5 separate regions of the Homo sapiens genome follow, and regions 1, 3, 4 and 5 are each linked to region 2. A link is a loop called in an ENCODE intact Hi-C map of the cell type or tissue named here. Cell type or tissue: Calu3. All regions are shown on one strand. Region 1 has its middle 13 kb from the start of MTMR1. Region 2 holds the start of MAMLD1 (mastermind like domain containing 1). Region 3 has its middle 27 kb from the start of MIR2114. Region 4 has its middle 64 kb from the start of MIR2114. Region 5 has its middle 72 kb from the start of MIR2114.

Region 1 (5,000 bases), 320 kb before region 2:
ACACAAGTTACAATTGATGACCCAATATTGACACATTATTATTAACTCAAGTCCACCGTTTACATTAGGGTTCATTCTTTGTGTTGTACATTCTATGGGTTTTGACAAATACATGGTAATGGCATGTATCCACCATTATAGTATCATAAACAATGGTTTCTGGTTTCAGTGCTCTAAAAATCCCCGGTGCTCCACATACTCATCCCTCCCTCTTTTCCTCCCTCCCTCTCCCTGAACCCCTGGCAACCACTGGCCTTTTTACTGTCTCTACAGTTTTGCCTTTTCCAGAATGTCACATAGTTGGAATCATACAGTATATAGCCTTTTCACATTGGCTTCTTTCACTTAGCAATATGCACTTAAGTTTCCTCCATGTGTTTTAATGGCTTGATAGGCTCATTTCCTTTTAGTGCTGAATAACATTTCATTGTCTGAATGTACCATAGTTTTGTTTACCCATTCACCTATTGAAGAAGATTTTCACTGCTACCAACTTGTGGCAACTAAGTGACAAACATGGGGCATCTGCTGGAAACGTTTGTGTGAAGGATTTGCCTAGACATAAGTTTTCAATTCATTTGGATAAATGCCAAGGAGCATGGTTGCTGGGTCATATGGTAAGGCTATGTCTAGCTTTGTAAGAAACTAAACTGTCTTCCAAAGTGTCCGTGCCATTTTGCATTCCCACCAGCAATGAATGGGAGTTTCTGTTGCTCCACATTCTCTTTTTTTTTTTTTTTTTTTTTTTTTTTTTGAGACGGAGTCTTGCTCTGTCGCCCAGGCTGGAGTGCAGTGGTGCGATCTCGGCTCACTGCAAGCTCCACCTCCCGGGTTCACGCCATTCTCCTGCCTCAGCCTCCCGAGTAGCTGGGACCACAGGCACCCGCCAGCATGCCCGGCTAATTTTTTTGTATTTTTAGTAGAGACGGGGTTTCACCGTGTTGGCCAGGATGGTCTCGATCTCCTGACCTCGTGATCCGCCCGCCTCGGCCTCCCAAAGTGCTGGGATTACAGGCGTGAGCCACCGCGCCCGGCCCTGTTGCTCCACATTCTCACCAGTATTTCATGTCGTTGGTGCTTTGGATTTGGCCATTCTAATAGGTGTGTAGTGGTATCTCATTGCTGTCTTAATTTGCATTTCCCTGATGACATACGATGTGAAGCATGTTGTCATATGCTTATTTGCCATCTGTAGATCTTCCTTGGTGAGGTGTCTGTTAGTCTTTTGGCCATTTTTAAATTGTGTTGTGTTTATTGTTGAGTTTGAAGGGTTCTTTTTATATTTTGGATAACAGTCCTTATCGAATATGTGTTTTGCAAAGATTTCTTCCCAATCTGCAACTTGTCTTGTCATTCTCTTAAGTATTTTTCACAGAAGTTTTAAATTTTAATGTGGCCCATTTTGTTAATTTTTTCTTTCAAAGATTGTGTTTGAGCTTTATATCTAAACACTCATTGTCAAAGTCAAGATCACCTAGATTTTATTTCTTTAAAGATAATTTTCATATTCATTTTTATAATCTGCCTCCAGCAATGTTCTAGTACATTTTTAATTATCAGCTCTCTGAAGAAAGACAAAGCCTTTATTTGTAGCATTTGCTCATTTCTGTGGTGTAACTCTTCCCAGCTTGGCCGATTTCAAAGTACCACCTTGACATCACTGAATACAGAATTAGGAAGAGATGCTCACAGTTGTCTCTGACCAACCTATATAAGCCAACTGCAGCAGAATGACTGCTTGTGTCTGATAATTTGAATAATCTGAAGTCTTACAAGTCGTTTTCTGCTTTTTTGTTTCTATTGATGTTCGCTGAAGGCTTTCTGTCTGCTATTTTTCACTGAGAGATGTTCAATTTCTTTGAAAAATGATTTGCGAGAATTCTTAGAGGCTGCGATAAAGGTGTGTTCCTCCATAGAGCATTTGCTTCCACCAGGCACCTGGGGGCACCACAAGACTGGTGCCTGAGGATTTTTGAACTACTGAGGTGAAGTGAATTTGAACTATACTGGAAAGCCTGCTAGTGAGCACCACTTCTCAGGGACATTTGAATCTTCTTCCCTCTCCTCTGCTCTGGGCCAAACAGTTTTCCTTACAGGCCTCTGCTATCGTGGGTATAGTGGGAGTGTGTAAGAACGTCGAGGTAATCAGGCATGAACTCCCTCAAATTCCCCCTTGTGTTCATACCCTATGGTTGCTGTAACAGATTACCCAAGCTTAGTGGCTTCAACAACATACATTTATTATCTCACTAATTATTATTAATATTATATTAATCATTTATTATTTCTGGGGATGAAAGTCCAACCCAGGTCTCACTGGGCTAAACTCAAGGTGTGGGCAGGGCTGTGTTCCTTCTGGAGGCTTTAGAGAAAAATCTGTTCCCTGTCTTTTCCAGCTTCTAGAGGCTGCGCGGTCCTTGGCTCCTGGCCCCTTGCTCCATCTTCAAAGCCAGCATGGCCAGTCGTCTTTCTCTCATGGCATGGCTATGACTCTGAAGTCTCTTCCACCTCCAGCTTCCACTTTTAAAGAGCCTTGTAATGACATTGGGTTCACCTCAATAATCCAGATGATCTCCTCATATAAGGGTCAGCTAGTATCACAACCTTAATTCTATCTGCTACCTTAATTCCCCTTTGCTATGTAACCTCACATATTCACAGGTTCTGGAGATTAGGACATGGACATCTTTGAGGAACCATTATTCCCTCCATCAGTGTTTCTTCATCTGCACCCACCCTCCTCTTCTCTAGTTGCTGAGGAAGAGGAGTCCTTTCTGTTGTGCAAAGCAAATCCCCCTCTGTGTCCTTGGGCTCTTCCCCACTCTGAGGCCTTGTTCAATCAGGTAACAGCTCCCTCTTCTCTATGCAATCTCTCATTCGCCACTGGCTTCTTCCCGATGTATGATCCCAAGAAAGTCTCTTCCTTTCAAAAGCCCATTCTGTCTGTCTCATTTCTCAACAGTTATTATCCAATCTCTCGCCTTTCTTTCTTTTTTTTTTTTACTGTCAATCTTTTTTATTATTTATTTATTTTTAAATTTTATTATTATTATACTTTAAGTTTTAGGGTACATGTGCACAACGTTCAGGTTTGTTACGTATGTATACATATGCCATGTTGGTGTGCTGCACCCATTAACTCGTCATTTAGCATTAGGTATATCTCCTAATGCTATCCTCCCCCTCCCCCCACTCTCACCTTTCATTATAGCAAACCCTCTAGAAAGAGAATCCCACTCTTGTGTACCCTTCGTGCATTCACTCACTAATTCATGCATTCAAATAAATATATATATTTTGCACCTACCATGTGCCAGGCAGCCTATTGGGCATTGTAGCTAAAAACAAGGCAGCTTAGAGTGCAGTGAAAAAGAAAGACATTCATTTCAACAAAGTATGGCAAGTGCAATAGTAGGAGAGGTATAAGGCCCTGAGGGAGCATAGAGCGCTGGGACCTAAGATAGTATTGAAGGGAGGGGCACTGGGGAAGAGTGCCATAATCAAGTCGCATTTAAACTGATAGGGCTCACAGGTACTTGTTGAATAAATGACTGCAGGAGGTGGGGCTATTCCTCTTCAGTTTCTCTTTTCTCTTCACTGTTACACGGCCCTTGCCCTAGGACCTAGAACACAGGCCATCGCATCTTTTTGCAGCTTAGTGGTGCTAAAGCAGACCCTGGTGCCAAAATAATAGTTTCTCAAACTGGGTGCGCTTCCGGCCTTTTGCACCCCTTAGCTGCTTGAGCTAGAATCCTGGCTGGTGACTTTTAACTCGCTGTTCTTTGACTTCTGCCTCAATGAAAGAGCTCTTGCGAATGTCCTCCAGGGACGTCTTACTTTCCAAATTGACTGGACATTTTTTTTTATCCTTGATTCACCAGATCTCCCATGCTAAGCACTCACTCCTTGAAATTATCCTTCTTTTACCTTCCATGATGCAACTGTTTGCTTCTGCACTTATCTGACCTTCCTTCTCCATCTCATCCCAAGTCTCCTCTTCCTCTGTCTGTCCCGTACAATCTGGAGTTGGGGCGTGCCACTTTTCTCCATTTACTTGCATGGGCAATGTCATCTACTTCCATAGTTTTATCCCCAAATCTGTGTTTCCGACTTCTTTTGTGAGCTTCAGAGCTAAACTTAACCACATCTTGGACACCTGTTCTCCTCACATTCAGCATATCCCAAACTGGCCTCAGCATTGCTCTAGACTCGATCCTCTCCTGATATCCTCTATTTCTGAAAATTATACCACTTGCCAACCAATTGCAGCCACCAGCAACTTCAGTACCATCTTTGACTTCTTTCTTGTCTCTTTTTTTCAGTCACAAACTTAAAAAAAAATTTTTTTTTCAATCTCCATCTCTACTTGTCTCTATTCCAGGCTCAGTTCTCCCCATCTGGTCAACTACATCAGCCTCAAACTTGCCTTTCTGTCCCCAGCCTTGCCACCCTAAAATCCATCTCCCACCCATGACCCCCAAGGCACTCCATGACTTGCCCCTGCCTGCGTCTCAGTCATCTTTTGCCAGGCCCGTTCACATTACGACTCAGGAATACCTGCTTGCTTTGAGTTCCACAAATGCTGCATCCTACTTAATGCACCATTTGCTTCTGCTCATAGTGTTCCCTTCTATGGTGATGGTTTCTTTGCTTTTCTTTGCTGTTTTACCACACATACATCCCAAAACATGAATTTAGTTTGTTTTTGAACTTATATGAATGGAATAATATTGTATACAGTGGTTCCCCCCTTACCTGAGGTTTCTCTTTCCATGGTTTCAGTTACCCATGATAAACAATGGTCTGAAAATATTACAGTATTTCAAGAGGGGAAGAGTGGGAGAGAAAGGGAGAGAACACAGTTATGTAATTTTTATCACAGCATATTGTTATAATTGTTCTATTTTGTTATTAACTACTGTTAATTTCTTACTGTGTCTAATTTATAAATTAAACTTTATCATAGTTATGTGTATATAGGAAAGAAACATAGTATATAT
Region 2 (5,000 bases):
ACATATGTAACAAACCTGCACGTTGTGCACATGTACCCTAGAACTTAAAGTGCAATAATAAAAAAAGGTTTTACTGTATATTGAGGCTCCTTTAAAGAAGAGGCATAGTCCAGCTATTTTCAGAAGAGCCACTTGTCTAAGACCAGTTTATTCCCTTTCATAACCCCAAATAGTAATTGAGTTTCCTAGGGACCATCCATTAACAGGTGCATTTTATGCCTTTAGGTGATCAATTTAAAAGGGAAGAAAATACATTAAACATGCTGGCTAAGCTAAAAAAATCCCTTTCCTTAGTAAAAAGGATTGACAGTAGTGAATCTCCTACCTTAAGTTGCAGTGAATCTGTAGACCCCACCCCCACCCCAGAAACAGGGTATTTCCTGGTGGAGTGTAAAAATTCAATGACGTTCCTATTTCAACCCACACATCTGTGTCACTGTCAGCGTCAGTGGCAGGAAAACAGACGAAGTCACCCTTTGCTAATGATTTCCTAACATGGAATTTCCTTGTATCTCCTAAAGGCTTTCTTCTTCCAACGCCAAACTCTTCCCCACCCCCCACCCCAACACATTGTACTGAAGAAAAACTGAAAATGGTCACAGCCGGAAGAGGATGATTTTTAAGGAGATCTTGTAAGGAAAAGCTTCAGCTCTTTGTGATATTTTTAAAGGGGGAAAGGGGGGAAAGAATGCTAGTTTTTTCCGAAGCTGAACAAAACAGAGAGATTTCCTCCCAGGCATCTGGAAATCTCTCAGCCCCACCTCTTTCTTTCTTTTTTCCTGCCTCGTCTGTCCCAAGTTCCACTTTGAGCAACATTCTTACTTCAGTACTGAAAGAAACACTCGCACATCGCAGGCAGGCACCGGGAGAGGGCAGGGCGGCCCCCAGAGCAGGGAGCAGGCATTGGAGAACCACCAAGCACAAAGCAGTATAGGAGCCCATCACTTTTCCCCTCTGGAGAATATCCTATTTAATATGCAAACTGGTCATGAAGTGAAAAGAGGGCTGTTACTTTAAGGGGAAGAAGCTGATTAGCTGCTCTGGCTGGCAGCAAACAGCTGGTCTGTCCGGCAGGTTCAAGGCCATTTCAGCTTCTCTCTTATGGAGGCACCATATGTTCCATCTCGCACATCAGCAGCTTTATTTTCCAATGATCTTGCTCCAGAAGAGAAGCACAAAGGAGGGAGGAGAAGGCAGAACCAGTAGTTTACCCTTTGATTACTTTCTTGTGGTTTTAGATGCAGTTGGGATGTGTGTATGCGCGCATTTGGGATGTGTGTATGCGCGTTGAGGGTGTTAACGCTTCATCTTCTACTCCAAAGACGCAGAGAACAAATGTTTGAGCAGCACTTATCAATAACCTCCAGAGATGGGAGGGGAGGGGAGTAGGAGAAAGATATGCAAAAAGGCACAAATAAAACGTCGACATCAGATTAAATGGAAGTAGGAGGGGCGGAGGCGGCCAGAGAGCGGGTGGAATCTGACTTCGCTTGGGAGACCCACCAGCCTGAGCCTGGGCCCCGCCCACTTTCCTTATTTGTCACTTTTTTCTTTTCAGTATTCCCTTCCCGAACAAACTCTATGAGAGACACCGACCACTTTGGGGCACAGGGGCGGAGCAGGCCAACAGAATGGCGAAAGGTTACTTCTAACATTATATTTGACATTCCTCAGTGCAAGCCCTGGTTCTCGAAAGTTTTAGGGGGGCAGTTATAAGGGACAAGGACCCGCTAAATGGTCAATCTAACTAAAGCTGGCAGCTTTAGTGTCAGGCGCTGGGTTAGGTGCAGAGGCAGCAGGCCAGCGCGCAGTCCAGAGTAGCACGCTCATCCTCACTGCCCGCCTAGGCTACACGAACCCCGGAGGTGGCGGCTCCCACTGCCTCCGCGCCTCCAAACAAAGGGCGCTCGGAGAGTTTGAGCCCTTGTGTGTGGTGGGGCGGAGGGTGTGGCAGGAGGGCGCGGGAAGAAATGAGGCGTGTAGCCAGACGCGGGTGGCCTAAGCCTCCGAGCTGCCGCCTCCGTCTTAGCCACCGGCGGGCGCGACAGCTGCCCTGAGCTCCGGCGGCGAGGGGCGCCCGCTGCAAAGCGAAACCAAGGAAAGGGCGCCCCCTATGCCCGAGCCCGGCGAGCGCATCGGCGAGTCGCGTCTGCCCACCCCGCGGAGCGCTTGCAGCCTAGGGCCTCTGCGCGCGCCCGCCAGCTCGCAGTGCAGTCCACTCGGCCGTCCCGGCCGCCAGGATTTAGGGTGTCCAGGGCTGGCAGGCCGGGCGTGCAGCGAGGGCCGGGGCTGAGGCTCCGTGCGCCTTCGTGGGTTCCCACAGAGGGTCCTCGAAACACAGCCCCCTCCCCCATCGCCTACACTTGCCCTCCTGTCCCGAGCGGCTCGAAACCACTTGGAGACAGCCGCCCCCGCCCTCTGCCTCTGCGTCCCTTTTCCCCTTCCCTCTCTCCAGCCTCCTGGGAAACAAAGGGGCTTTTTATAAAGCGGATTGTTGGCGGCGGCGGCGGCGGGGGTGGGAGGGAGGGGGGATCTATAAAGACAAGAAGAGGTGGGAGGGAGGGAAGGAAAGAAGCTGCGCGGCCTCCAGGGGCCCAGAGCTGCGGTGGCGGCCGGGAAGCCCCGGCGGGTGCACGGTCGACCCCGCCCGGCCGGTGGGCACTCGGGCGGCAACCCACGCCTGCCAAGAGCTGGGCCGCGCCGCTGCGATGTCGCTCGCCGGCTCACCGCAACCAGGGAACACAATTCCCCAGGCGCGGGCCGGGGCCGCTGGGGGCGGCGCAATTCCCGCGGGGGTCTACCCCGGGAGACCCAGGCCCTCTCCCTAGCCAACTCTTTCAAAATTGCTTGGTCTCAGGGAGACTTTGCGCCTTTGTTCCAGCGCAGCCGCCTCTAGTAAGCTCGGCTCGCTCGCCCTTGCAGACAATGTCCCGGAGCCGGCCTGGGTTTGCCTACCCGTGAGCAGCACGTTCACCGTGGGGACCGCGCCCCCGGGGGGCACCGTGGTGCCAAACAACAACGACAAGCCACCCCAGCAAAAGCAGCCCCTTCTCCCCACGTCCCCCAGCCACGCTGTGCTCCCGCCCGCTCACACACACCCACACTCCGGGTGCCCAGGTCAGCCGCACCCAGCTGCAGAAGCGCGGCGGGGCGGGAGTGAATGCTCCAGCCCGAGGCGCGTGTTTGCACAGGTTCCGATGGCTTCAGGGCCGAGCTTTCTGGCAGGCTAATCCTATTAGTGTCTGCTCAGTCCGAATTTAATCACGGATCAGAATCAGACGACATCTCCAGCTTTCCAGGAGGCTTCGGACACACTGCATTGGGACGGAGCCTGGCCAAGCCAACTGGCCGAGAAAAGTATTTGGCGGCGCTCCGGGGGGCTTCCCGCCCGCGCTAGCCGGCGCCGGGCGCCCAGCTCTGTCGTCGCGCGGATGCTGGGGAACCTGAAGCGCGGACTCTGACGCAGGGGCGCCGGGGCTGCTCCGCAGGAACCCAGTCCGGGCTGCCCTGAACACCAGCTCAGCTCCGGGCTGCGCTTCCCAGGAGTTGGCAGGGGAGGGAGTGCAGGGCAGCGGATTCGGCGCGCACACTCCACACTCTCGCTCAGAGGCGGCAAACAGCGTTGGGGTGGGGAAATCCTTCATCCAGCGCCCACTGCCTACTGGCCTGGGCTCAGGCAGCTGGCATGTGAAGGCACCGTCGCCGGTGACACCCAGGCTGCAAGCGACCCGGGGGTGCTGGGACAGAGTGGGAGCCTCCCAGTAGCCCAGCGTAGCCCGAGGAGCTTGCGCCCTTCTACCTTTCCTCCCCGGTACGTGGCTGTCCCCGCCGGATTTCAGACGCCCGACGGGCGCCGAGCCAAAGGCCGTGGTCTCCGGCGTTTCGAGCTGCGCCCAGCCCAGCCGGGCTGGTTCGAGAAGGGGGTGGCCGCCCGCAGCGCCAGGTGGGCCGTGTGCTCAGAGCAAACTTTAGGGTCTACCGACTCGAAGCACCCCTGGGACCCCGATCCTCAGCGATGGGGACCATAACTGGGGGCTACAAGTGTACCCCGGAACCCCCAGAACAGTCAGACTTCCTGCACCCGCCCTCAGCCTTACCGTGCTGCAGAGCTCCGGCGGCGGCGGGGGCAGTGTCCGAGGGGCGGGCGGCCGCCGGCGCGGGCAGCCTGGACTCAGGCGGCCGCCAAGGAACCCAGCCCTGTTGCAGATCACCCCCTGGCTAGCGGCCGGTGCCCCCGCGCCCGCCCGCCGCCGGCCGCTTCAGCTCGCGGCCAAGTTCATGCTGGCGGCGCTGCAGTGGCGGCCTCAATCTGCTCGCTCCATTCCCACCGCCCGGCTCCGCGCCGCGCGCCCGGAAGGTGGAGTTTCGGGGGTTTAAGTTACTGATAGGCATTTCTCACTGCTGTGTCACTCGGGGAGGAGGAGACACGCACGCCGCACACTCACACACCCTCACACTCACGGCGACGAGCGGCTCCGGCCTTAAAGGGGAAGCCGCGCTGCCCTGCCCGCGACCCCGCCAGCCCGAAGCCTGGAAACTCAGGGTTTCCACTCCGGGATGGGGCAGCGGGCAGCCAAAGAGCTGCGGCCGCCCGAGGGGCCTCCCGGGCCCTCCCACCAGTCTTTAGAGGAGAAAGCGGCCGCAGGCTGGCTTCGCTGTTGCAGCCTCATTTCTCCAGTCGGCTCGAACCAGGGCAGCTGGGGAGGGATCGGAGGGGCGGAAGGGGCATCGGTGCACTCACCTTGGCTGCTCCGCACTCAGTGGAGGGTGGTCTGTGCCCCCGGCGTCAGCTGGCTTGCCTAGGCGGTGCGCTGGTGGAAAGAGGCGACAGCAGGGTTAGCGGAGCGCCTCCAGCAGACAGAGCCCGCCGGAGGGCCGCAGGCGGGGCCCGGCGCGCTTGGGAAACCCGCACGCCGAAGGTAGACTTTCCGCGTCTGGGGAAAACGAGCTGGTGAGCCGTGCGTGGCCGGGACACACGAAGAGCGAGCACGGAGAGCCAA
Region 3 (5,000 bases), 160 kb after region 2:
AGTCTATTGAGTGTTGTGGAAAAATCACAGTCTTACAATTTAGATGATCAATTATGTGGGAAAAAACAATGTCCATGAGAAAAAATCAGCACTTTTTAAAATTATTTTAAATAATTGTAATTATAGCTAACCTTTGTTAAGCACTTATTACAAGCCACATACTGGGCTAAGCCTCACTCCTTTCACCTTCACATGAAACCCATTTTAGAGACCAAAATGTTGAGGCTGCAGGCTGATGAGGCAGCGGAAAGTCAGAAATGAAGACCATAAAAGAATAGAGACCAATTGGTCAGTAGGAAGAGGAAGTGGGGAGAAAGGATTCAGGAACAGACACTCAGGGATTCCCCGTGTTCTCATATTTGCCCTTCTAGAACCACATTACATGATATACTAATAAATAGGCTTAGGACAACAGCACAGAACCAGATGTAAAAGTTAACAGTTTCATTAACACTTTTCAAGAAAGGAGGCTGTACTTGCTTCTGATTTTCTTCTCAGTGATTTCCCAGGCCAACAACAGAGGGCATTGTCATATTGAATGAAGAGGACCCATCTGGAGACCTCTGGGAAGTCTTAGGCATCAGGTCCTTCCCAACTTCCCCAAGGGACCGAGCCAAGGCAGAGCTTTGTGCTCTGAGAGAAAACTGTGCTTCCTGGCTCCAGGGTAGAGAGGCCTCAGTCTGGCACAATTTCACAAGAGGGACTAAAAGGAAGACAGGAATGTGACCGGCTGTATTCTACGTACAAGGATGTGGCAACTCTGAGGGAGGAAGTGATCTACTCATGGCCATATAGCTAAGTAGTGACCAAATCAGGATAAGAGCCACGCAGTGTGACTCTAAGGAACACCACAGCACGTCGCCCCTCACAGGGAACAGAGCTGGCATTGGCTGCTCATCTATTATGTGCCAGGGCTTCCACGTATTGTCTTATGGGAGCCCAACAGTGAGTAGGGGAGGAAAGTCATGCTCAGGCCTGCTGTACAGATAACGAAGCTGGCTAGAGTGCTCAGTGCGCAAAAGGGAGAGGGAGGCACCAAAGTCTCAGAACTGGCAGGAACCTGCATGCCCTTCTGTTCAGCCTTCCGTCCACTGCTTTGAACTCTCAACTGGTCTTCCCATCGGTCCCCTCACTTTTTATTGTGGTATATGTGTGTGTCTCTGTGTGTGATAAAATTTGTCAGTTCATATTTTTAGTGTACAATTCAGTATACTTAGGCATTAATTACATTGACAACATTATGCAACAATCACCATGTAATTGCAGAACACTTTTATCACCCCCAAAAGAAAGCCTATACCCATTAAGCAGTCACTCTCCCATTTTTCCTTCTCCAAGCTCCTGACAACCATTAATCTGCTTTCTGCCTCTGTGGATTTGCCTATTCTGGATATTTCATATAAATGGAGTTATACAACATGTGGTCTTTTGTGACTGGCTTCTTTCACTTAGCATCATGTTTCTGAGGTTCATCAGTGTTGTAGCATGGATCAGTACTTTATTCTTCTTTATTGCTGAATTGATATTCCATTATGTGGACATAGTGCATTTTGTTTATCCATTCGTCATCAATGGACATTTTAGGTTGTCCCTACCTTTTGGCTATCGTGAATCTGTGATAGACATTCATTGTGGGGAAAACTGTTTCCAATTCTCTTGGCTATGTATGTACCCAGGAGTGGAATTCCTGGGTCATATAGTCATCCTATGTTTTTCTGAGGAACTGCCAAACTGTTTTCCCAGTGGCTGTACCATTTTGCATTCCCACTAGCAATGTACAAGCGTTCCAATTTCTGTACATCCTTGCCAACACTTGTTATTTTCTGTGCATGTGTTGTTCTTTTTTTTTTTTTTTTTTTTTTTTTTACCCTAGTGGGTGTGAGGTGGTATCTCATTGTGGCTATCATTTGCATTTACCTAATGACTAGTGATGTTGTGCATCTTTTCACATACCTATCGGCCCTTTTTCCATGTTTCTGAAAAAAAAAACAAAGCATCCTTACTGGGCCTCCAAGGCCCTGCCCCACTCCCGGCCGCACTGAATGGTCCCTGGCCCTCCACTTCCACTCTGGCACCAGCCACCTGGGCCTCCCCTTCCTCATGTGCACACACAGTTCCTTCTGCCTGCGAGTGGCCTCCGTGCTCCCCTCCATCTTTTGGCTGAGCCCCTACTGGCATGCCCAGAGCATCATCTTGCACTGCCCCTTGGTGCGCCTCATCCCAGTGATGGGCTTCTTGCTTCTTGCAGTTTCCTGAGGGCAGGTGCTGCATCTGGCCCGTTCACTGGAGTGACTCCGGTTCCTGGCTGAGGGCTGGAAAAACAGTATGTTTGGATCCACAGCACCAGATGGAAGACTGAACTGAAGTTGTGCAGGTTTCCTTCTGAAAGACTGGGCTCTCTTGCCCAAGAGGCACTGGCGGTTCCATCTTGGGACTCTTCCTGCTCCAGGGCACCGAGCACCCAGTATTAGGACAGCAGGATAGATGAGGCATCCCCACCGTCTCCCATTGACATCTTTGGAGCTGCCCATCCTCAGCTGTGGTCTGCTATGACTCATGCCCTCAAGGCAGGATGAGTGTTGTCAGCAAGTGACTCATGGACATAGCTCCTCAGCCTTGGCAGCCTTGACAGCCAGCTAGGTCTGATGACATAGGAGAGAGAGCCCCACAGTGGGAGGCAGGGACCACAGTTCCGGTCCCAGTCTGTGATGACTCAATGTGTGATCTGGGGCCTTCACTTCCCCAGCCTGTAGAGTCTATCTGAACCACCTGTGGATCCCTTTCAAAAATGCAGCTGGCTACACTCCCACCCCTGCTCCGACCCTGAGATTCTGATTTAGTGGCTCTGGCATGGAGCCCAGGAAATCTGCAGTGTATTCAGCAGCCCCAGTGCCGCTGATGCTCACCCCGCCTTGGAGAATCTGCACAAGCTGCTCTGAGGGCCCTGTCCATCTCCCAGACTTTGGTACTAGAATTCTAGAATTCTTCAGAATTCTGAACAGTTTTCACTGGGCAAGTTCCAAGAAGTTCCTTGAAGGAGGAATAAGCTCACTTTCTGTTCCCTGAACACCTATCCTGGGTACCCACCCAGTGGGAGTAGTGGGACATACTGTGGGGCAGGGTGGCTTAGAAGCTCAGCCTTCAGCCTGTCAGCCATGGAGAATGGTGGCAGGCCCAGGGGCAGGGTCTACTGGGAGTGGAGCGCTGGGCGCTTGTGGCTGCAGCACTGTAGAGGGCCTGAGGATAGGGCCACCTGTGCTACTGAGCTCAGAGTTTCTTCTACTGGAGTTGCCACACATTCTGCAATATGCACCCAAAGACATCACCTCCCCATTTAGGGTGGTCCTAATGGACTGAGGCCTAAGCTGAGGCTTCCAGCAAACCTGCTCCACCATCTGCTGGGTTTTTGTTTAGAGCAGGGAGGAGGCCCACTCTTTGTTGAGGGCTGTGTTCCCAGAGGGGAGCTAAGCAGCACCTTGATGTGGTTGGGAGTTTGAAGGCTCTGGGTTCCCCATCCATTTCTACCTCCGCACCATCTTGGGCAGTCCAGCCACCCTCTCTCAGGCGTGGTCTGCTCCTCCATGAAATGAGAATCCCATTAGTATCTGACTTAGGATTTCAATGATGCTTAAGTGAGAGGCTGTACAGAAAGGGATCTTTGCAACAGTCTTCCTGTTCTTTATGGCAGAGGAGAAACTCCACTAGACCTGCTGGCTTCAAGCCATGGCTGCTCTGCCAAGCTCCAACCATGCCCCCGGGAAGGCAACTCCACAAAGATGAGCCAGTCTTAGGGCAAAAAACTGTGAGAAAAAGCTGGAGAGAACACAAATTCCCAGGGTCAGGGGGAGGCTGGCAGAGGCAGCTACAGGAGAGAAGCTGCTTTGTAGAGAGCCATTCTGATCTAGTGCCGAGCAGGCACACAGAAGACCAGAAACATCCAAAGAGAGCTTTGTAGCTTGAGGGACCCCCAGAGGGAGTGACAAGGCTGACAACAGGTAGGGTGGGGGCATTTTCACAAACCTGGGTTCCCCAGGCCCAGCAACCTGAGGCCTCCTAGCCTTGGCCTGCCCTTGGGAGCTTTGCAGCTGCTAGACACTGCTCCCTCCTCTTGATGGAAGGTTGAATTGTGGGCTAGAATCCAAATATGTGGCCACTGTGGACTCAGGGGAGAGGGGGCTGCAAGAATGGGTATCTCCAGGGAAGAAGGCAGAGTTGGGCCAAACCTTGGGCCCCCAGGCCCAGACTCCAACAGAGACGCTGTCCTCACATAGCTCTCCTCACAGGGGGCTAGTCTCTGGGCAGAGAACAGGATATTAGGCCAACGGCAGCTTTGGGAGATGGGGAGGTGGGGGAGCAGCTGCAAGAAGGCCTCAGGCTGTCCAGACTCTGGCCAAGGCCACCTTCCCTCCCCTCACAGGCAGGCCACCACCCAGAAGCACAATCTGCTCATCTCTGTATTGGATTTGTAAACCACACCACGCCCAGGGTCTCCAGCGGCTCCAGGCCCTTGCCTGCAGGCCGCCTGAATGGCTCCCAGTAAATCCCTCCAAACTAAGTGTGGACCAAGTCACCTCCTGTCAGAACCCTTCATGGCCCCTTCTGCCATCTCTACCTCTATAGGAGCCTCTGAATGCTTAGGAGTAAAGAGCCATTGAGGAGCTGTGAATAATATAATCAGAATTTTAAAAGCATATGAGAAGTGGTGCTAAGAGGTCACTCTGAAGCTCCAGGGCAACTTCTGTGGTTTTGACTGCTTTTACTGCCCGGAGTACACCACCAACTGCCAGTTGTTTTTGAATCATAGTCACTGGAGTGACTAGACCAAGAGGGTTCAGGGCTATTGTTTTCAGAACTGAGCCTGTATGAAGACAGCCCAGGGGCTACTGGCTCTTTGGCAGCTCTGACTTACTACCTTTTGCTGGTGGCTTGCCCCTCCACCCCAGATTTTCTTCTCCCATCGAAGGGGACATCTAAGTCATCAGTGGCCTATGGAGGATATC
Region 4 (5,000 bases), 73 kb after region 2:
CTGACAGTGTAGATTCCAGTCCAGGTCAAAAGGCCCAAGAACCAAGAGTGTCAAAGCCAAGAGATAATTGATGTTCCAGCGCAAGCAATCAGGCAAGTTAAACATTCCTCCGCTTTTTTGTTCTATGTGGGCCCTAAATGGATTGGATGATGCCCACCTACATTAGGGAGGGCCACTTGTTTTGCTTAGCCCACCAATTCAAATGCTAATCTGTTTCAGAAACACCCTCACAGACCCACCCAGAAATAGTGTTTAACCAGATATCTGGGCATCCCTTAGCCCAATCATGATTGGCTTTTTCACTCATTATAATTCTCTGGAGCTGCAACCAGGTTGTTGTGTGTATTAATTGTTTGCTTCTTTTTATTGCTGAGTAGTATTCCAGCATGTGGATGTATCACAGCTTGTTTAACCATTCCCACTGAATGATATCTGGGCTGATTCCAATTTTGGCTATTATAAGTAAAACTTCTATGAACATTCATAAACCGATTTTTGTGAGAACATAGGCTTTCCTTCCCCTAGAATAAATGTCCAGGAGTGCAATTGTTTAGTTATATGGCATTTGCATACATAAACTACATATGGTAGTTTAGCTTTATAAGCAATTGCCAATCTGTTCTCCAGAATAGCTATATCATTTTATATTCTAATTGCCATTTACAAGTGATCCAGTTTATCCACATAATTGCCAACCTAGTGTTGTTCCTTTTTTAAAACAAAAATTTAAGAGTTTATTTGAGCAAACATTGATTCATGAATCAGGTAGCACCAAACAGAAAGTGGTTAGGGCTCTACTGAAGGAGTGGGGAGAATGTTTTACAGGGTAAACACAGAAGTAAGCCAAAGAAAATATTTGATTGGTTACATGTGTATAGTTGCCTTGTTTGGTCTATCTCATTGGGAAATCCCAAGTTAGATAATTATAGGTTAGTTGGTGGCTTCCAATTGATTGAGCTTAAGTTTCACTTTTCTCTGAGATGGACGTTATAAGAAATAGACCATGTTAAGTTGTAGTTGTGTTTGCTAATCAAGCAAGGTTAAGATCACTTTCCAGGTCTAGATGGTTAATTTTCTGTGTCAACTTGACTGGATCACGAGATGGCCAGATATTTGGTTAAACATTATTTCTAGTTGTGTCTGTAGGGCTGTTTCCAGGAGAAATTAGCATGTGAATGAGTAGACCAAGGAAATGAATTGTCTTTGCCAGTGTGGGTGGGCATGATCTAATCCATTGAGGACCAGAATAGAGCAAAAAAGGTGGAACGGGTGAGTTCATGCTGCCTGACTGCTCGAGCTGAGACGTTGATCTCCTACCCTCAATATTCCTGGTTCTCAGTCCTTCAGACCGTTCTGCTTTGTTCCGTTAAAAAAAAATTTTAGCCATTCTGATAAGTGTGTAAGGTATCCCATCGTGGTTACAACGTGCATTCATTGATAACTAACAATGTTGAGCATCTTTTCATGTGTTTATTTGCCATCTGTGGATTTTCTTCAGTGAAATACATCTTTATGTCTTTTGCCCATTTTCTAATTGAATTGTTTTTTACTGTCAAAGAACTTGTATCTAGAATATATAAGGAGTTCTCAAAACTGTAGTTTTCAAAGAATTTCTCCCTGTCTGTAACTTGTTTGATCATTTTCATAGGGTCTTTCTCAGAGCAAGATTTTTTCATTTTGATGTAGTCTAATTTATCTAGTTTTCTTTTTATGGGACATGCTTTTGGAGTAATGGCTAAGAACTCCCTGCCTAGTCCTAAATCTTGAAGATTTTTTCTTGTGTTGTTTTTTTCTGAGTTTTATAGTTTTACATTTCACAATTAATTTTATGATCCATTTTGAGTTAATTTTTACATTACCTGTGAGATTTAGGTCAACGTGGGTTTTTTTTTTTTTTTGGCTTATGGATATTGAATTGCTTCAGCATCACTTGCTGAAAGACAAACCTTCCTCTGTTGAATTGCTTTTGCAATTTTGTCAAAAATCAAAGGGTGGTTCTATTATGGTTCTTTCTATTTCTCAGTTCTTCATTCTGTTCCACTGGTCTATGTATCTGTCCCTCCACTAATCCTGAGTTGTCTTAATTACTGGAGCTATAAACTCAACCTTAATATTGGGTAGAGTGATACCTTCAACTTTATTCTTTTTTGACAAGATTGTTTTAGCTAATTTAAACCTGTGCCATTCCATGTAAATTGTAAAATAAGCTTGTATAGATCTACAAGTAAACCTTGCTGGTATTTTGATAGGAATTATGCTAAATCTGTGTATCAATTACATAAGAATTGAAATCTTTATTATCTTGAGTCTTTTAACCCAAGAATAGGGATGATTTATCTCTCCATTTGTTTAGGTGTTATTTGATTTCCTTCGTCAACTTTTTGTAAATTTTGGCATACTGATGCGTGTTTTCTTAAGGTTATACCTAAGTATTTCATTTTCTTTGGAGCGATTATTAATGGTATTGTGTTTTGAATTTTGGTTTCTACATATTTATTGTTAGTGTATAAAAGTGTTATTAAATTTTGGGGTATGTTGGTCTTGTATTCTACACCCTTGCTGAATTGACTTAGTAGATCTTGAATATTTTTAGTGATGCTTTGGAATTTTCTATAGAGATGATCATGTCATCTGCAAGTACAGGAAGTTTTATTTCTTCATTTCCAATCTGTATACCTTTATTTCCTTTTCTTGCCTTATTACAGTTGCTAGGACTTCCAGTTCTATGCTGAGTAAAAGTGCTGAAATCTGGAAGACTTGCCTTGTTCCTGACCTTAGGGGGAAAGCACTTATTCTTTTACCATTAAGGAGTAATAAATTATTTCAGGTATACTAATAATGATGTAGTTATGCTTCAGAAGGGATTGATAATACCATTTTATACTCTATAATTCTATATTTCCATAATAGAAAGTTCAAAAAGTTAGAGTGTAGGGAGTGTTATTGACTAAAAGAGACAGGCAGTATGAGAACCTTGTTTGCACTGATTCAAATCAAATAATTTTAGTATGGATTCATAAGGAATCATTGTTAATTTGGTTGTGATCATGACATGTTAGATGTGTTTTCCAAAAAGTCCTTATGAGTTAGAGCTGCATACTGAATCTAGATTTTCAGACTCTCAGTCAAGTGCTCTTTCCCCATCTACTGCCTCTCAGCCCACACCAGCCAAACAGAATATCTTTAAGTCTGGCTGAAGCTTAAAGAGGTGGGGGTAGGGATAGGTCTTTGGCCATAACAACTCACAGGAAACTGTCTGTGCCCTCCAGCATATCAACTGGCTTTGCAAGCACCCGGCCCAGATGTGTCAGGCCTATGGACACAGACCGTCTTTATGAGGCTTGCTCAATGGCTGTCTGTGAGCCCAGAGTTGCCCAGCCACCTCCTGGCCAGGGGCATCCTGGGTGGCTGCCAAACCAATGACAGAGTTCACACTCTCAGGCCTTTGCTCCTCCTTCATGTTGACTGGAAAGTCTCCATCTTCCACAGCGTAAGTGGGGACACTGCAAGCACAGTTGCTGGCTGGCAGGGCTCAGGCCACTCTTCATTGTATGCAAGCCATGAGCATTGAGCACTTATTCAGCAAACATTCACTAAGAAGTGACTAGGCGCCCAGAAGCTCACCAGGTCAGGGGGCGGGGCTGAAGAAAGCATAAGGATCCATAAGCACAAGTTGGTACAGACCCCAGCCAGATGTTAGGGGAGTGGGGAAGAGCTGGTAGGAGAGAGCCTAGAAGGAAGGACAGGAATCAGGCCTGGGCAGAGCATAGAGCGTGCAGGGAAAGAAATCTGGGACTAGGGAGCAACCTGGGCAAAGCCTGGAGTGGGTAACTTGTGGAAGATGGAGCAGTTCCTTTTGTCCAGAGTGGAGAGTAGGTGTGTGAGAAGGGGAGTATCAGCAGATGGAGGGAAGCAGGTTGAAGTCTTGATAGGGAAGACCTTCAAGGCCAGTGAAGGGCTCTTGAGGGAAAAGTGGTATTTTTGAGCAAAAGTAGGGTGGGGGAAGCAAAATGACCACAGTAATGAAAGTGGGATTATTTTTTACTCCCAACCATCCCTCATGAAAACATTCCAATAACATCTGTTATCACTGTGCATTTTCCGACACGCAATTTGAAACGCTGCCGTGATTAATGGGGCCCAACAAAGTCATGGGGTGCATATTCTGAGGGAACTTGTGAAAGCAGATGTTTTATGCCAGGTTGTGTCCATGTGTCCCTGCTACAGAGCTCCTCACTCATCCACACAGGAGCCATGCTACAGGAATAGAGTTTACCTACTGGAGAAGCCACCCTTGGCAGTGCCTGTAGTCCAGGTCTCTGTTGGATGTGCCTCAGGGCAGAGCCTAGGCTATGGCCTGGGAAACAGGCCATGAAACCAAATGTTGCACACTCACTACACCTAAGGTGCTTTTTGTCTGGTGGAGAGAGGAAGGCCAGGCATAGAATTGCTTTCATATCAGGACAAATGAAACAAGTGTGAAGTCATAATAAATCAGGCCACCATTAGGTAGCTCATTTCCTTGAACATTTATTATGGGCCAGGCCCTGAGCCAAGCACTTTCACATACATCGTCTTATTGGATCCTCCCTGAAACCCTGTGGAATAGGCCATATTATTAGCCCCATTTTAAAGAGCAGGAAACCAAGGCTCAGACAAATGAAATAACTTGGTAGCCCAAGTTCACACCTGGCTACTAGGAAGACAAGACAGGCTTCAAATCCAGGACTGGTTAACCTCAAAGCCCACATTCTTTCCACTCTAACACATCTTGGAGCCTACTTTTTTTCTTTTCAACTTCAAATTTTGAAATATAGATTCACAGGAAGTTACAAAGATACTACAGCATGGTATTGTGTACCTTTAACCCAGTTTTCCTCAGTTGTTACATGAAATGTAACTATAGTACAATATCAAAACTAGGAATTTGATATTGGTACAATGTGTGTATAGTTCTATGCCATTTGATCACATGTGTACATTCCTGTAACCATCACCAC
Region 5 (5,000 bases), 210 kb after region 2:
CCCACCTCTCCAGCTGTGACTGCCCTTGCTCCCCCCATCACCCACCCCAGGATGTTGACTGTCATGGTGGAAACCTACTTTCTTACTTTATGTCTTACTTTCTTTTCAAGTAGTACATTTTGGTTTTAGTACTCTGTTCACCAGAACTTACCTTCTTTTTTCTTCTCTTGTCATCCTATGCTACCAAGGGATTGGACATGCCTTGGTACCCAGCCTGAACCAGGCATGAGATGCCTTGTTTCTCTGACATCCACCTTCTTATCCTTGAGTTTATGTATGACTCTAGCAGGCTGAATAATTGGCCTTCAAAGATGTCCCCATCCTAAGTCTCCAAACCTGTGAATGTTACCTTATATAGCAAAGGTGAATCTGCAGGTGTGATTTGGTTAAAGATCTTAAAATAGGGAGATTATCCTGGCTTTTCTGGGTGGGCTCAGTGTAATCACAAGAATCCTTCAAAGGTTTAAGAGGGAGTCAGAGAAGGAGATGCGATGATGGAAGCAGGGGTCAGAGTGATGCGGCACAAACTAACAAATGCAGTGGCTTCTAGAAGCTGGAAAAGGAAAGGGAACAGCTTCTCCTTGAGAGCTTCCAGAAGGAACACAATCTTGCTGACACCTTGATTTTAGCCCGGTGAAATTCATTTTGGACTTCTGACCTCCAGAAGTATAAAATAATAAATGCTGTGTTGTTTTAAGCCACTAAAGTGCATGGTAATTTTTTACCTCCAGCAGTAGGAAACTGATACAGCTGCTAATGGTGTTTAAACAAGAACCAGAGACACAATCGCCAGCTGTCACTGGCTGAAGCAATGTGCTATAGAGGACAGAATGGGCAGGCAACCCTGAGTTTCAATCTCAGCTCCCCCACTTCCTGGGAGTGGAACCTTTGGTCAAGTCACTTCACTTCTCTAAGCCTCAGTTTTCTCATGTGTAAAAGGGCAATAATAGAATCACAATCCTAAGGCCTGTAGTTTATAGTATTGTATCAATGTTGATTATCTGTTTTTGATAATTGTACCAAAGTTATGTAAGTTTCTGTAACATTAAGGGAGCTGGACAAAAGTATATGTGAACGATTTGTCCTATTTTTGCAACTTCTCTAAGTCTAAAATTATGTCAAATTTGTATCTATTTACTTATTGCAATTAATTTTAAATGATTTAAGATTTTTAGACTCACAACCCTTAAGAGATATTACCAGGACAATAGTTGAGTTCTTGGGACACTGCAGGTGCTCAATGAATGAATAGTAACCATTGTGGCTAGTACATGCTGCTGATGCTGCCTTCAGAAGCATTCTAGAAAAATCCTCAAAGAGGTACCTTCTTCACCGAGGACCCCAACAAAATCCCAAATGAACAGAGCAGGGAGGAAAGGATACAATGGTATCAGATTAGGTGAAGGGAAAGATAGGTGCTCACGGGGCATCTCCTGAGGTGCGAGCTGTCTGGTCTGTTTCCCTGTTCGGGCAGTTAGGTGGTGTGCCAGGTCATGGGTAGGATTAGCCATTGCACCAGTTGGGACAGCACAGCCCTCACTCCCAGCCACTGGTCCCTCTCAGGCTGCATCTTGGCAAGAGATGATCCTGCCAGTTGCTTTGAACATTTATAGTCAACAGACTCTTGTTTGCCTTTTCTTTCTTAATATAAGCAGTCTGTCATGCAGCTCTTAGGAACTGAAGGAATATGCGCTCTGTAACCAAGATGCTTTACTTTTAAAAACTCAATTGCGGATTCAGGGCTCTTAAACTAGCAACAGACCAGCTCAGTCTAGACTTGTGCCTCCCAATCTAGAAATAACTCCATAGACCAAAAAGCAGTAAAAGCCTCCCAAGCAGTAGTTTTTTTTTTTTTTTTTTTTTTTTTTTTTTTTTTTTTTTTTTTTTTTTTAAATCCGGGGTCTGTCAGCACAGACACTGGATAGAAAAGGGTACCAGGTCTTGCAGTGTTTGAAAAGCTCAGTGTTAAGGCATTCCTTGCCCTCTTTCATTCAGCAGCTGCTAGCTGAGTGAGCACACTCTGAGAAGAGGGGAGAGACCACTCTCACCTCCCCTGCCCCCACCAGCCCCTCTCCAGGGTGCCTCCTCATAGATGGTGGGCTCCTCAAGGACAAGGCCCAATCCTTAGCCCCTTCTCCCAGTTTTGGGCTCAGATTTGGACACAGGAAATGTTGGTGAAATGGTGGAGCAATCCAATGGTGGATGGTGGAGCAAGTAAGTGAGCCAGGGGCTGGGGGCTGAGGGAATGTTGGGCCCTGACCACCAGAGAAGCCAAATTCAGGAGTTCTTTCCAGAGCCCCCTTTCATTTATTGCATTAATAAGAGAGGATTCGGGAGTGAAATGAGACAGATTTCTGTGCATGACATGACTAATGCAGGGCTTTTTACTGTTGATCACAAAAATAGCCCAAACATGTGGAGCCCCCGCCCCCCACCGCCAACCCCAGACATGGATGACATCATGCTGGCCTCTGTTGCTTTTTGGGGGGAAGTCACACTGTTATCAGCTGTTTTGACCGTGCAGAGGAAAGGGTCCTTGGTGAATGCAGCAACCTATGTCTCCAAAGGTCTCAGCTCATCAGCTTGAGCCCTGTCTGCCTGCCTCTTCCTGCCTGCCCTCATCCCAGAGGCTGCAGGCTCCACTAGCAGACAGAGCACTGGGCACCCTGCCAGTTTTCCCCAGTCCTGGGTGGGGCCTCTGAGGGCAGTAGGATGGCCTCTGATTCATAGGAGCCATGCCATGGCTATCCCGGTGAAGACAGGGAGCCCCATCCATCTACTCTTAGGGCAGAAGGGAAGAGGCACTCCTTGGGGTTCCTCTGAGCAGCCTGGTGCTCAGGTGCCTTTCCATAATGTATCTCCTAGCTACCCTGCATGCTGCTGCAAAGAAGAGGCAGGTGGAGAAGGGGGAAGATGGGCAAGTGAGGACTATCTCAGACAGCCTCACCAAATGCTAGCTCCAGTGCAAAATCAATAGTCACATGGTGGGATCTCTGCTTTAAAAGACACTTGATTGTGATAAAGGATGTAAGGCTGCTGTTTTCCCCTCTTACCAAAGGGCTTAAAATGCACATGCTCTGCAACTTCCAATAGACCTGGCAAGGTTGAACATACTTTCCCAGATAAATCAATCGAAGGCAGCCATCTCCCAGGGCGAAAGGGAGGTACCAGACTAAACAATCTTTATGGGGAGGACAGGAAGTGAGCTTGCTTCACTGGAGCTGATGGCAGGATGCACAGAAGGACCAGGGAGCTTGTCCCTGAGGTGAAGACCTGCCCCTACTGTGGCAGCTTTCTGGTGACAAAGGGACAGCTTTGTCCCAGATGCTAGACAATATCGTGCTGAACAATACCATCCCATACTTTCTTTCCAGCATGGTTTCCATGCTCAATTCCTGCCCTCCTGAGCTGCAGCCTTGTGTCACCAAGGATAAAGCAGGGACAAAGCTTCAGGAGAAAATGCCTATAGCAAGACTCCTGCCCATCTGTAGACTGTATGGGACTCACAAGGGGGTAAAGAGCACAGACTCAGAGCCATGTGGCCTGATTTCCAGACTCAGCCTAGTGCTGACAGGCTGGGTACCCTGGACAGCCATGCTGCTTTTTCTGGGCCACCTCTTTGTCTCTGTCAAGCAGAGATGCAGCCTCTGCTCAGCCCACCCCATGGTTGCCCCCAGAAAAGCTGTTGTTCAGAGTTCTCCTAGGTTTTCACTGGCCAGTGTTCTAGCACGGCAGACCTGGAAGGGCCTTCAGAGATCATCTTCTCCAATAGTCCCATTTTATAAAGGAGGAAACTGAGGCCTAGAGAAGGAAGGGGCTGATCTGAGGTGCCACCAGCCTGGAAACTACTTTCTTTCACCTCTCTTTATGTTTAAACTTTTACATTGAGATAATGGATTCACATGCAGTTGTAAGAAATAATACAGTGAGATGCCTTATACCCTTTACCTCCAATGGGACACACCCTATTTTTGAAAATGAGGCCAAGATGGGGATGGAGTATGTATGTGTGATAGGATAGGTGAGGAGAGAACTAGGGTAATAGAAATGGCTATTGCTCATTCAAAGCCAGGTCTGATATGCTTTATCACAAGCTGAAACTGCAGAAAGACTCTCTGTACCTTTTTGCTGTATTCAAGGCTATTAAGAAAGTGGATTCTGAGTGGCGCATTTTGCCCATTTATCCATTTGGTTTCTCCTAGGACTTTTCCTATACTTACCCTACTCCCTGCCCCCACTTCCTTTCATTTGAAGAATAGGAGGCCCCATAAATGGAAGGTGTTGGAAGGCTTGGTATCTGCTCTGCATTGGAAACCTCTCAGCAGTCCCTGAGCAGGCAGGCTGGCTTTCCGAGGAACCACCACTTTCCTTCTATGCTCCTTTCCTCTCTCAAAGCTCCATAGACCAGATGACAGCCCTTCCACTGCCCATGATTTATAAAAAAGGCAAAAAGACCAGCTCTCAATTGGCAGGCCTCGATGGTCAAGCTGGATCTTTATTTCTTCACAAATTCTTAAATACCAGCAAATGGCTAGAATTCATCCTGACAGACAACATCACTTAAGAAGCATTTCTGGCTTAAAAAATTAGCTTCAGTCCTCTTTTCCTTGGGCTGGACATGGGGAATCCTTTTATAGCCTCTCAAGTATCAATTGTATTTCGATTTGGTTCTCAGCCATGGGCAGTTCACTCCACCTAACTTTTGTATAACCACTGTCAGAAGCGGTATCCAAAAAGAGGCTCCAATTACTCTCTTAGTTTGTGTAAATGCTCCTCTAGTAAAGCTTTTTACTTTTCAGCTGCAGTGAAAGTTGAAGATAAACTCCACAGTAAGACAAGATAGGCAAGAAAATTGGACCACTCGAGAAGACCATGCATGGGTGGGGACGGGGGTGGGTATTGCCACATTCACACACATATGGCACTTGAGAGAGAAGAATGACCTGCGCAGGATCAGGAGGTGTGGGAAGGATGCAGAAGCATATTTATAGCAGGAGTTC

What was found. A loop is a pair of places that touch in the nucleus more often than their neighbours do. Peaks named below come from ENCODE experiments on the same cell type or tissue, not always from the same donor. Only the 100,000 strongest peaks of a DNase experiment are listed, where the experiment ranks them.
Region 1: it touches region 2 in a loop (4-fold over the local background); 22 of 110 quality-filtered maps call a loop at or near these places.
Region 3: a loop joins it to region 2, with 2.5 times the contacts of the local background. A loop is called at or near these places in 24 of 110 quality-filtered maps.
Region 4: it touches region 2 in a loop (3-fold over the local background); 6 of 110 quality-filtered maps call a loop at or near these places.
Region 5: it touches region 2 in a loop (2.4-fold over the local background); 7 of 110 quality-filtered maps call a loop at or near these places.

Annotation. Positions count from the first base shown.
Region 1 is chrX:150,678,125-150,683,124 of GRCh38, reverse strand. No RefSeq gene overlaps it. Among named protein-coding and RNA genes, the nearest start is that of MTMR1, 13 kb to the left of the region's middle. In Calu3, a CTCF peak has its summit at 1,994; a DNase peak (open chromatin) is centred at 1,954.
Region 2 is chrX:150,362,628-150,367,627 of GRCh38, reverse strand. It overlaps MAMLD1 (mastermind like domain containing 1), which reads right to left and starts at 4,311. Exons shown (of 8, transcript NM_005491.5): 1 at 4,098-4,311. In Calu3, a CTCF peak has its summit at 2,092; DNase peaks (open chromatin) are centred at 1,517, 2,107, 3,677, 4,357 and 2 weaker places.
Region 3 is chrX:150,198,766-150,203,765 of GRCh38, reverse strand. No RefSeq gene overlaps it. Among named protein-coding and RNA genes, the nearest start is that of MIR2114, 27 kb to the left of the region's middle. In Calu3, no CTCF peak of the experiment used is centred here; a DNase peak (open chromatin) is centred at 2,635.
Region 4 is chrX:150,289,658-150,294,657 of GRCh38, reverse strand. No RefSeq gene overlaps it. Among named protein-coding and RNA genes, the nearest start is that of MIR2114, 64 kb to the right of the region's middle. In Calu3, no CTCF peak of the experiment used is centred here; no DNase peak of the experiment used is centred here.
Region 5 is chrX:150,153,261-150,158,260 of GRCh38, reverse strand. No RefSeq gene overlaps it. Among named protein-coding and RNA genes, the nearest start is that of MIR2114, 72 kb to the left of the region's middle. In Calu3, no CTCF peak of the experiment used is centred here; a DNase peak (open chromatin) is centred at 2,670.